Regions from separate parts of the Homo sapiens genome. Here regions 1 and 2 are each linked to region 3. Evidence: chromatin contacts called from ENCODE Hi-C data. All regions are on one chromosome and are shown on one strand. The core of a region is the stretch at or near the end of the contact, and the rest is flanking DNA. Distances in the headings are between cores, read along the strand shown. Region 1 holds the start of SLC9C1 (solute carrier family 9 member C1). Region 2 overlaps NEPRO-AS1 (NEPRO antisense RNA 1). Region 3 has its middle 35 kb from the start of CCDC80.

Region 1 (3,709 bases), core at 621-3,120, 380 kb before region 3:
TTCAACACAATTTATCTCTCTGGCTATGCATATGTGATAAATACCATTTGGCTTCCCCAACCTCTACTCCAAAATCTCATAAGAAATCTCTATTTGAGAATAGATGTCATCTTAAAATAGTTTTAAAAATACTAACATTACTGTAGCTTAATATGTTAAATGTATGGGTAAGGAAATAGCTATGAGAATAAACAGGTTTTCTTTTTTTTGTTTTTTGAGACGGAGTCATGATCTGTCGCCCAGGCTGGAGTGCAGTGGTGCGATCTCGGCTCACTGCAAGCTCTGCCTCCCGGGTTCACACCATTCTCCTGCCTCAGCCTCCCGAGTAGCTGGGACTACAGGCGCCAGCCACCACGCCCGGCTAATTTTTTGTATTTTTAGTAGAGACGGGGTTTCACTGTGTTAGCCAGGATGGTCTCGATCTCCTGACCTTGTGATCTGCCCGCCTCGGCCTCCCAAAGTGCTGGGATTACAGGCGTGAGCCACCACGCCCGGCCACAGGTTTTCAATATAATTAGAACTCTTCATCTTAAGCTGACTTTTGACAGCTTTGTAAAAGTCTGTGAGTCCAAATCCCATTAAAGAAAAAAATATTGGTTTATCACATAGGTCCTCTGCATTAATTTAACAATAAGTTAGTTGACTGAGCACAGTGGCTCACGCCTGTAATCCCAGCACTTTGGGAGGCCTAGGCGGGTGGATCACTTGAGATCAGGAGTTCGAGACTAGCCTGGCCAAAATAGTGAAACTGTCTCTACTAAAAATACAAAAAAAAAAAAAAAAAAATTAGCCAGGTGTGGTGGCACATGCCTGTAATCCCAACTACTTGGGAGGCTGAGACAGGAGAATCAATTGAAGAGGCAGAGATTGCAGTGAGCCTAGATTGTGCCACTGCACTCCAGCTTGGGTGACAGAGTGAGACTCTATTTCAAATATATATATATATATATATCTCTCATGTTAGCTAATATCTCAATTCTCTTTGTGTGTGGAGGAAATTAATGACTGCCCTCTCAAAAATGACATGAATTTGTCCTTGTCAGTCAGCCAGCATTGAGAAATTTTGTCTCATGAACCGTAAGTCACACTAATTTACCATGTTACTGAACATGGAAACAGTCTTCTTCCTTCAGATTGGAACGTTTTGCAAGAATTAGGTGAAGAAAGCATCCTGAAGAGGGCACTGTGGGATCTCAGTAATCTTCACAGCTACAAAGCTCATGCTTAATGGTTTATTTTATATTGATACCAGAGGCTGGATTGTCTCCTTAGTAAACTCTCCTACCACACAACGCAGACATCTTACTGACTCTGAAGGTGGGTGGGCTATTGCCCTCCTAATGCCCCTCCACTCAGAATGAGCCCTTCCTCCAGCTCAAGATCAGCTCCACACACCTGAGGCGATTCCCTGAACCAGTGAGCTTTCCCCTAGGGCTGGACTTTTCAGTTTCAGTAACGCAAAGGGAACACATGCCACTGGATAGTTCACAAAGAGTTGATGTAAAAAGCATAATGGAGGAGGGGAAGCAGCTAAGGGGTAGAAGTTCAAACCGAGAAGCTAGCTGATCTTTGGGAAAGTGTTCCATGGTCTGCCACAAGAAAGGCAGAAGCGCCAAGAGGGAGTGGCTGAATCTCTAGCAGGAAAACAGTGGGAGCCTTTGTTCATCTAGGAGGCGAGACTGAGAGAGAAAGTACCAGTAGGAAAGGTCAACTTCCAGAAAAGGAAACTAGAGACTGGAGAGCTCACCATCCGGAGCCTCAGGAGGAGTATCCCGTGGTGTGCAAGTGAGAAGTGGGGGGCAGCTATTTCGCTCACAGCCAAACAGCCCAGACCAACTGCAACCTCACTGACAGTTACTTGCTCCAAACTCGCCCCTAGTCTGCACCGGTTAGCTTCAGGCCCATCATCTCTTACTTGATTGGCTGATGAAATGCAACGTCATTGCTCCTGTATATCTCAGGCATTTGACGGCTTAAGGCTTTGTTTTATTTTTTAAAAATAAACAAATAAGGGGTGAAAATGAACCTACAGAAATTGCGCCATTGTGTTAATTTAAGACTTTGGGACAGTGGATTTCTGACAAAGAGCTGTTGGACACTGCTTTCCCAGAATTCTAGTAAAAGGAAGTTTCCTGGATAAGATAGTGTGGTAGAGATATGAGGACGCAGGTTGCTGGGTTAGGGAAAAAGTGAATGGATATTGTGGGCATGTAAGAGAATGAAATCAAGATGACAAGGTGAACTTTCACTCTGGGTTATATGTGAGGAAATTTTCAGGAATAATGATATACTCATTTGTTTTTTCTAAACATAATATGTAAAAAATATTTTAATTGAAATTACTTAGTTATTACTATAGAGCCAACTTTTCACATTCCTACTCTCATAAAATATCTTAAAGTTATTTAAAATTGTATTTAATGTTTTGTTCTCTGTGTTTCATCTCTTTCTCCCGACCCACACGTTTATAAGTGAATGGTGGTAAAATTCCCAACTCTTCATTTGGCCTCCTCTGATACTACCCTGATGAAGAAGGCAGGAGGCAACTTGTTTGGCTGGGTTGGAGCAGAAGTCCAGGCTCCCTACATGGTCTCCAACTGAGGCATGGGGTGCATCTTTATGGCCTGGTTGTTATGGAAGTTCCAGCTCCCACAAGGCCTTTTCTGATACTGCTCTGGTTGGGGTGGGGAAACAGGCAGGGTTCTGGCATCTTGTATGGTATGGGTGAAGTTTAAGCTTCCTACTCAGTCTTTGCTGGTATGTGGGTACAGGGAGTGGGTGAACACTTTTCTGTGGTGTTTGGTTAAAGTAGAGCAGTTACTGGTGAAATTTTCTGTCTTGCTGGGCTGCCCCTTTTCTTGGGTCTTTAAAAAATCTATTCTCGGCCAGGTGCAGTGGCTCATGCCTGTAATCCCAGCACTTTGGGAGGCCGAGGCAGGTGGATCACCTGAGGTCAGGAGTTCGAGACCAGCCTGACCAACAAGGTGAAACCCCGTCTCTACTAAAAATACAAAAATTAGCCGGGCATGGTGGCAGGCGCCTATAGTCCTAGCTCCGGGAGGCTAAGAAAGGAGAATCACTTGAACCCGGGAGATGGAGGTTGCAGTGAGCCGAGATTGCGCCACTGCACTCCAGCCTGGGAGACAGGGTGAGACACCGTTTCAAAAAAAAAAAAAAAGGATTCTCATTGTTGGAAATACATGCCACATATCTGTGTGTGGGTTGTGGTTCATGTGTGGATATATATTTAAAAATTAATTAAGTTGCAAAGCTAATATTTGCCACATTATGTATTTGTTTATATACATATGTCTTGCTAAGTTTATATATATATATATATATATATATATATAAATAAAACAGGAAATGTAAATGTTGTCTAATATTTCTCTTTAGCAATATACTCTAATGACCACACACTGGACATCCTTGTAATCCAGAATCATTCACCTTTTTTTTCCAAGAGATGGGATCTCACTCTGTCACTCAGGCTGGAAGGTAGTGGTATGACCATAGCTCCCTGCTACCTTAAACTTCTGGGCTCAAGCAGTCCTCACACCTGAACCTCCCAAGTATTTGGGTGAATACTTCTACAGGCATGTCACCACACCTAATTTTTTAATTCTTTTTGTAGAGATGGAGTCTTGCTATGTTGCCCAGGCTGGTCTCAAACTCCTGGCCTCAAGCCATCCTCTCCTCAGCCTCCCAA
Region 2 (4,107 bases), core at 760-3,259, 470 kb after region 3:
GATACAGGTCATAAAGATCTTGCTGATAAAACAGCTTGCAGTAAAGAAGCCTGCCAAAACCCACCAAAACCAAGATGGCGATGAGAGTGACCTCTGGTCGTCCTCACTGCTACGCTCCCACCAGAGCCATGACAGTTTACAAATGCCAAGGTGTAGTCAGGAAATTATGGGGAGGCATGAATAATCCACCCCTTGTTTAGCATATAATCAAGAAATAGCTATAAAAATGGGCAACCAGCAGCCTTCAGGTCTCCTCTGTCTATGGAGTAGCCATTCTTTTATTCCTTTACTTTCCTAATAAACTTGCTTTCACTTTACTGTATGTACTCGCCCCGAATTGTTTCTTCAGCGAGATCCAAGTACCCTCTTTTGGGGTCTGGATCAGGACCCCTTTCTGGTAACAGTACTACTGACTTTATAGGGTTGCCACAAAGACTGAATGAGCTAATATAGTTCACCAACTTTGAATAGTGCCTGGCAGAGTAAGTATGCAGCACATGTTAGTCATCCTTCCCATTCGGTCAATCAGTCCTAGTTTCGTATAGCCTTGCTCCTCCATCATGGCCATTCCCAAACTGGCCCATGTGCATGGACAATCATACAGCTGGGATTTGCTCCTCCCACCTCTGCATGCTCCTCGGACGAATTCTAGCCACTTTGGTGGCTCTGCGTAAATTCCAATCCTCACCGTGGAACAAACTCTGGAACCTCCTTAACTAACTGGCCTTCCCATGAGGGATGAACCTTTGGGACGCCATGCACTGTGCGTAGGAGGGATGTCTTTCCTGTGCCCTGGACACCCACAACCCATCATCCTCATGGCCTTCCTGAAACCAGAGCCTTCGTCTGGGAGTGCAGCCCATGACAAGCAACAGACATGACCAGCACAAACAGAGCCAAAAATCTTCAGACTGTTTCAGGGAAACTGCAGTGCTTGTCTGCCCTCTCTGCCTGTCTGTTGGGCTGAGAGTGAATGGAGGGTACTGTCCTCCCAACACAGAGGCAGGTATAGCACAGAATCCCAGGACCTTAAGTCCACAGAATTGAATCCCCTGTCCTCTGCACATGAGCCAATCTAGGCTAATGGCACTTCATAAAATGACTATTTTCTGTATTTCTTGTTAATTTCTTTGCCATATAAGTCAGCCTTGTCATACACTGTGGAGTCCAGCTAGACCTGGTTCTGTCACTTCCTCAGTGATGGACATTGGTCAAGTTTTTTAACCTCTCTGAACCTCCATTCATTAACCTATAAAATGGGGCTAACAAGCTTACAGCTTTAAAGATATATCTCATCTTCCTCAATAGACTTTAGCCATGGATGTTCACCTTTATGACTACTTATTCTGCCATTTTACTACAATTTGATTCCACTTCCTTTCATTCTATCCTTAGTGCAGTCAGAAAACAGCTGGTCACCATCATTCCTATATGTAACTACCTTCCAGAGACCTGGAAACAGTTAATAAATCATTCTTCAGCCTCTGAACTTTAGGCTAAATAATGTCAATTTCTTTAATCTTCATCCCAAGATCCTATCTGAAAATCTTGAGTAATTTTATCTTTGTCTTCTGGTCTCTCTAAAAATTAACACATCAGATTTCAGTGCCTCAACGTGAATATATTATTGTAACAAGGGCCTGGTAAAAATTTGGACTGTTTAATTCATCTAATTCATCCTCAGCTTGGGGTGCCCACTAGTATCCTCCCTATCTTTTATTTTTGCATATAAATGTTGGATCACTCAAACATGAAACAGAGAAGAAAGGCCAGTGTTTATTCCTTTAAGAAGGCAGTCGTGCAACTTGTTAAACTTTATCCCATTTGCTGGGGTAAGGGAGAAAAAAAAAGAGAGACAGGGAGCTACCAAAAGGGACTCTGAAGGAAATCATCAGAGTAAGGAGAAAAGCTCTTAAGAGATGTTTTTTGCCCTCTGAACTTTTCTTGCTCAATTCTGTTCTCCCATGGTGACAGTGCAGCTAATATAAGTCTGTGCTCCACTGGGCCCCTGCTGAGCCAGGCTGGGGTAGGACAGGAAATTACCACTCAGAAAATAAATGACCTGTCCCAGAGTCTTCTGTTAATGAGTCCAGGGCATAATAAATCAAGGTGACCCAGTCTCAAGAAACACAAGCCTGTTTAAAAACAAAAAAAAAAAAAAACCAAACCCCGAAGCCCCAGAGGTGAAGAGGAGGAGAAGGGAGAGAGGGGACCGCAGGGAGTCCTTATAAATCACACCCAAACGAAACTAGTGCAGATGTTTTCCAGTTTCAGGCCCACTCAAGAGGCAGAGAATAGACGCATGTGGAAGTGAATGGAAAGAGCTATCTGTTTTGAGGGAAGACAGGAGGCGGCCAGCTCAGTGGATGGGGCCCCTCCTCTCACTCAGTGTCTCAGGCATTTAGTGGCACCGTCTGCAAGCTCTTTTTTAATGTTCTTCAGGCTGTCACGGTCCACTCTGCTTTTTCACCTCTCTGGGGTCTCCCTGTAATCAGCATGGCAGGAGTGTCTGAAGAAGGGTGAATGCCTAAATCCTCTTGGTGGAGAGAACCAAGAGCCTCTTGTCAAACATGGGTCCCAGCTTTCTACAGTAGCAGGCCCCTGTAAAAAGAGAGGTGTGGGCAGGTAAATCATGGGAGGGTCTTCACTTATCAAGTATATTGGAAGCTCTCTGAGGGTGATATCTAACAAGACAATAGAAAACAAAAATGTCAGGCTGGAAATAAATATTCCATTACATGGTAGAGAAATAAGGGGCTGTAGATCTAGGGTGAGGTATAATATGAGACTCAGTTACTTGCAGAGGGCTTCACGGGGAACCAAAATATCCTAGTGAAATGGGTGTCACTGGCCGTGTTTTACAAATGAAGAAACTGAGGCAAAAAGACGGAATAACAATATAGGCATTTCTAATGCACTTTACAGTTTGTAAAGGGTTTTCACAAACATTATTTCATTTGGACACTGCCCGGATAGTAGGCTGTTCTTCTTTTGTTATAGATGAGGAAATCTGGGATAAGAAAGACTTTTAAAACTTACAGAGCGAGACTCCGTCTCAAAAACAAACAAACAAACAAACAAAAAACTTCTCCAGGTTACACAGCCAACATGTGCAGGAACTCGGGCCCACACCCAACTCTTAATTCTAAAACTGTTGTTTTTTTCTGTTCGACCACAGCTATTTAATATTTGCCAGGGTTCTATGATGGGCTATAGGCTGATAGAAAAGGATGCTGAAAAGGAGGATAAACTTTAGCAAAGGTCTATTATTGCCTAGTTTTTTGTTGTTGTGGTGGTGATTTGTTTGTTTGTTTGTTTGTTTTTTAGTCCTCTTTACCATGCTTTAATGTTTAATGTTTAGTAGCAGCTGGTAGGTAGATGAGTGGACAAGAGGAAACTGCAGCCAAAGATGTTTTTACCATTGTTCTATGATGTAAAAACCCATCATTCAGTTATTTCCTTCCTTCCTTATAAGCACGGCCTTCTCTGCTCATTCTCTTTTATTAGCCATCATTTTTAAAGAAGTAGCAACACAACACAGCTTTTTAAAAAATTATTTCCTATGCTGAATTCAACTCCATCATATACCACCACAAGTTAATATAACATATTATATTTTTCAAAATTCTTTCATGTCTGTTACCTTCTCTGAACCTCTTAATCAGGATTGTAATTTACCTTGAAGAAACTTAGACCAGGGTGACTTGCCCATGATCTCTCCACAAGTTAGAAAGTAGATCCGTCCTCCTTTCCTGGACTGCCTCCAAAACAACACAAGGAGGGAGACACGGTTTTCCATGTTGGTTTTCTTCATATTACCCTAGTTCTGCAGTAAGACAGATATCACCTTCTCCCACCAGGACTCTCCATGAACTATTTATGTCAGCTCTTCTTCCTTTTGAAATAAAATAATGAGCATTAGTCTCGAATCCAAATAGGAGGCCAAGCATTTGCCCATCCACACAATGTCCTCAACCACAATAGGAAGAGGCCACAGCAGGCTGCCTAAAATAAACCAGAATAAACCCATAGCTTTTAATTGCCCAGAACCTAGATCTGTAGAACAGCAGACACACCCATGAAAATTACTAATGTTCCAAGTATTTT
Region 3 (4,136 bases), core at 1,591-4,090:
ATGAATATTAATATGGCCTTCAATTGTTAAAATTTACTAATTAGTATTTCTCTAGAATTAGTACTTACAGAGCTGACTGACATTTGTGTGAACATCAATTTTAATTAAAAAACAATCGTGAAGGTTATTTGGCCTCTTAATTTATCCTTTTCTCTGGAATTGTTTCTTGCTCCTTCCTCTTTCTGCCAAAAGCCAGAGACAGTAAGCAGTGACATCCTGAACAGGTCATTCCAATGCTCATCACAGTCCCACTTGGGTGGAAATGTGGAGTCAGCTCGCCTCCTCCCCACTCTAGTCAAAGGACACTGCATCTGGTTTAAGGAGAGGAGAGAAGAGTAGAGGGATGTGGCAGAATGGTGACATGGTTGGCATTTTAGGAAGGGAAATCTTTTGTAATCAAAGAATAAACCTCAGTTGAGTTGACACTATCTATTCTGGAACAAATTCACCAAACTCTTTTCCACCCCAAAACATGTTACGAAAACAATGATCTCATTTGAAGGGGCAGAGAATGGTTAGATGAAGACTTCATCAGACAAGGTTACTGAAAAGGAAAAAAAAAATAAATCAACATCTGAGTTTTGTAAGTGCCTTAAAAAAAGTTGCTGAGAGGAAAACCAATAACTCTCTCCTCTCTACTCTTCCTCTAGCTCTAATTCAAACATCACACAAAATCCACACTCTTATTTTGAGATTTCGTTTTCTTCTATAGTCTTGTTCCTCTTCCCCTTCCTGAAGTTTTTAATATTTTGAAAACTTTTCCGTCATATGACATTCATTTTCACACCTTCGACAGCTTATGTATTTCTGAGTCCTTTTAGTGAGCCCAGGTCTCCCAGACAAGCCTCACTTCAGGATAAAGTGGGGAGGCAGGTTCTTGCCAGGCATGACACAAAATGTCTTTTTTCTTATTGGTTGAACAGAGCCTTTCTACATTAGTCCCACAGTGCTGTGGAGTCCAGGAAAGGCATGATCAAGAACAGGGCCAATCAGGAGTTATAAACAATGTTCCAGACTGCTTAGAGGAGACCCCTCTATGCGGCCTCAACTCCCCAGGACCAGAGAGGGAATGTGCCTTTCCCATCCTCTCCTTGTCTCTGAATAATAGGTGATATTTATTTAAGGTACTCATACTGAAGCCTCCATTTGTAATTGTTCAGATCCCTCTGGAAATAATTTTTAAAAACATAAAATTGTACAAAGTTCCCTGGTGGAAAAAAAAACATATCAGGTACTTAATTGCTTAAAATAAATCTTTATTGAATAGATGAAAGCAATAACTTCTGGCATGCAGAGTAGAAACAGAAGCAGTATGATTCTCAGGAGAAGTGAAGTGTCAAAGGAGGACCTGGAGATCGCAAGGGAAGAGGGAGTGGTGTTGTTGGGGGAGCCCGGCACGGAGCGTGATTTGCTCCTTGGAAAGTCAGAGGTGATGGGTGTTTCTCATCTGGGCAGAGAAACAAACACAAGGAGTCAGGATCTGCGGCTTCCTGGGTGGAAACAGGGCCAGACAAGACAGTTCAGACGGGACTAGAAAAGGAAGCAGAGGGGAAGCAATTGGCAAAAGGTTTTCCAATAGTCAGAGATGGTAACAAGCTGGTCCCAGATGCTTGGACCCAAATACTTAGAGCAATAAGTTGACTTCATAAGGTAAATTGTAAACTAGACAGTGCTGAGCCATATCTAATTTATACTTTAGGTGTCCTCATGATTTTCTAGAAAAAAATTACTATAAATTTTAATTATTTTGGTTATTTTCCAGTTTTCTTCAATGTTTCTTGTTAAATTTTAATTTGAATCTCTTTTCCTAAAGCCACCTTGTAAATGAGTCTTTATTTTGAGATTTTTTTTTTCTTCCATTTATTTGCTGAATTTAATCAATACTCTTCATTTCTTCCTGGCTGGCTTTTGTTTGTTTATTTTTTGGTCCACTTGGGTTTTTGTTTTTCAATTTTTCATTCACTTCAAATACAGGTAAGTAAGGCTTGAAAGAGATGGGTATTTGTAGAAGCCACAGCCTGGCAGAGAAAGGAGCATCTGCAAAGGCACTGAGGCAGGAGCAAACCTATCTTATTTGAGCAAAATTAAGAAAATCCGCATGGCTGGATTAGAAGAGCAATGGGATTATTTTTATTATGTGTCGGGCACTGTCTTAGGGGCTTTAAAAATATTAACTCATTTTGTTCTCAAAACAACACTACGAACAGGATACGATTTTTAGCCTCATTTCACCAATGAGGAAGTGAGGCACAGACCAGTTAAGTAATTTACTCAAAAACACACAGAAAATAGAGCCACAGAATAGTCTGGTTCCATCTTTTATACTAGGAGAAGGAGGAAAAGAAAGAGGAGGAGATGGAGAGGAAAGTGGAAGGGGAAGGAGAGGAAGAGGACAGGGAAGACTAGGACAGGTGAAAGGTAACAGGGTACCTCAGCAGGTAGGTCTCACAGAGCATTTCTGGGACTCTCACTTTTACTCTGAGTGAGATGGAACATCATGGGAAGATTTTAATCAAGGAAGTGACATAATTTGATTTACATTGGAAAAGGATCCCTCTGGCTGCTGGGTTGAAAACAGACTGTAAAAGAGAAAATGATGGAAGCAGGAAGACCAGCAAGGAAGCTATTAAAGTAACACAGGGTGTCAGATCAGCTGATATTCACAAATTCGGATTTTTCATGCAAAAAAAACCTCATCTTTGTGTTTCTTTAAACATATTGGCAACTAATTCAAGCCTTTGTAAAATACTGTGACTGCTCATTAAAAGACATGTTGACAGACACCACCCCCTCACCCGTAACACACACACACACATGCGCGCCCTCTCCTCTTGCATGACTCCTCTCTCAGGGCTGAGCTGTTTTTCTGAGGGTGCCACAATGAATCAGCTGCTTAGTCATCTCTGGAGTGCGGGAGCTAGCAGAACAGCAAAGAGGCATTACAAACCCAATAGCGGGTTTCACTTCCTTGAGCAGTATTTATTCTGCTCTCTACCTCATGCTGCCCAAACTGTTGGAGAGGCCCTATCCACTCTCCCTGCCTTTTCAGCCCTTATTCTCCCAAATGCAGCCACAGAGGAGGTAAGAGAGACAATCCTGGTTGGTGGCAGACATTATCCTAGTATCATTTTTCCTGCCCCTGGAGACCTGAGATGCTGAGTTATAAATGCCCCCTTCACATTTGAAACTATATTTTGCAAGCCCTAGGAAGGCAGCTGTGCAAAGCTTGCAAGGAGGACAGAAGTGTGCAAACTTTTTTTTATCCCCTCCTTAATAAAATCATACAAATTGATGCAGGTGAACCCGCTAGCCACCAGTGGATATCTGATATCAGTCTGAAAATTTTAGACCTGATTTCTGAGGTGTGCATGAGCTTTGGCCTTTGTTTTAATAACCAAGGGCTGAGATTCTCTTTGAGAAGAAGGTCCCCTCCCATTCTCTATGCATTTTTTATTTGTATAAATTTAAAGGGTACAAGCGAAATTTCGTTACATGCATGTATTGCACAGTGGTGAAGTCATGGCTTTTACTGGATTTGTTATCTGAAAAATGTACTTTGTACCAATTAAGTAATTTCTCATAATCTCCCCACCTTCTGTGCCCCCACCCTTCCAAGTCTCTAGTGTCTATCATTCCACACTCTTTGCCCATGTGTACACATTATATAGCTCCCACTTATAAGTGAAAACATGCAGTATTTGACTTTCTGTTTCTGAGTTGTTTCACTTAAGGCAATGGCCTCCAGTTCCATCCATGTCACCGCAGAACACATTATTTCATTCTTTTTTATGGCTGAATAGTATTCCATTGTGTTTATATACCACATTTTCTTTATCCTATTATCCATTGACAGGACACTTAGGTTGATTCCATATCTTTGCTGTTGGCCACACATTTTTTTAGATGTGGTTACTACAGCAACACACTTGTCAGGTCAGCCTTGGGAAGACAGCAATAACTTCTGTCAGGATACAGAAACAAATTTATCTTCTTAGTAGCTGGCCAGATAATTTCCTAAGGGAGAAAGGGCTTTGATAGCAATGAGGTGGGTAAAAGACATAGCCTTGGTCTTAAGTGAAGAAGGAAAGTAGACGGAAGACTGGGACCAAGCACTGCAGAGGAAATGTGAAGAGTGA

The links. A loop is a pair of places that touch in the nucleus more often than their neighbours do. Pooled maps may share reads with other maps.
Region 1: a loop to region 3 is called in a pooled map, with 4 times the contacts of the local background. The contact joins the promoter of SLC9C1 here to the enhancer-like site in region 3. A Hi-C loop is called at or near these places in 2 of 37 single-sample maps with no recorded cell type and 8 of 50 pooled maps.
Region 2: a pooled map shows a loop between it and region 3 (6-fold over the local background). The contact joins two enhancer-like sites. A Hi-C loop is called at or near these places in 2 of 37 single-sample maps with no recorded cell type and 3 of 50 pooled maps.

The regions. Positions count from the first base shown.
Region 1 is chr3:112,292,346-112,296,054 of GRCh38, forward strand. It overlaps SLC9C1 (solute carrier family 9 member C1), which reads right to left and starts at 1,871. Exons shown (of 29, transcript NM_183061.3): 1 at 1,748-1,871.
Region 2 is chr3:113,149,594-113,153,700 of GRCh38, forward strand. All of the region lies in intron 1 of NEPRO-AS1 (NEPRO antisense RNA 1), which reads left to right. LINC02044 (long intergenic non-protein coding RNA 2044) reads right to left here. Exons shown (of 4, transcript NR_110823.1): 3 at 3,679-3,895. Among named protein-coding and RNA genes, the nearest start is that of LINC02044, 16 kb to the right of the region's middle. Within about 2 kb of position 2,010, at least 10 of the 41 ENCODE cell types and tissues checked have a DNase peak (open chromatin) inside an H3K27ac peak, as active enhancers do.
Region 3 is chr3:112,674,096-112,678,231 of GRCh38, forward strand. No RefSeq gene overlaps it. Among named protein-coding and RNA genes, the nearest start is that of CCDC80, 35 kb to the left of the region's middle. Within about 2 kb of position 2,841, at least 14 of the 41 ENCODE cell types and tissues checked have a DNase peak (open chromatin) inside an H3K27ac peak, as active enhancers do.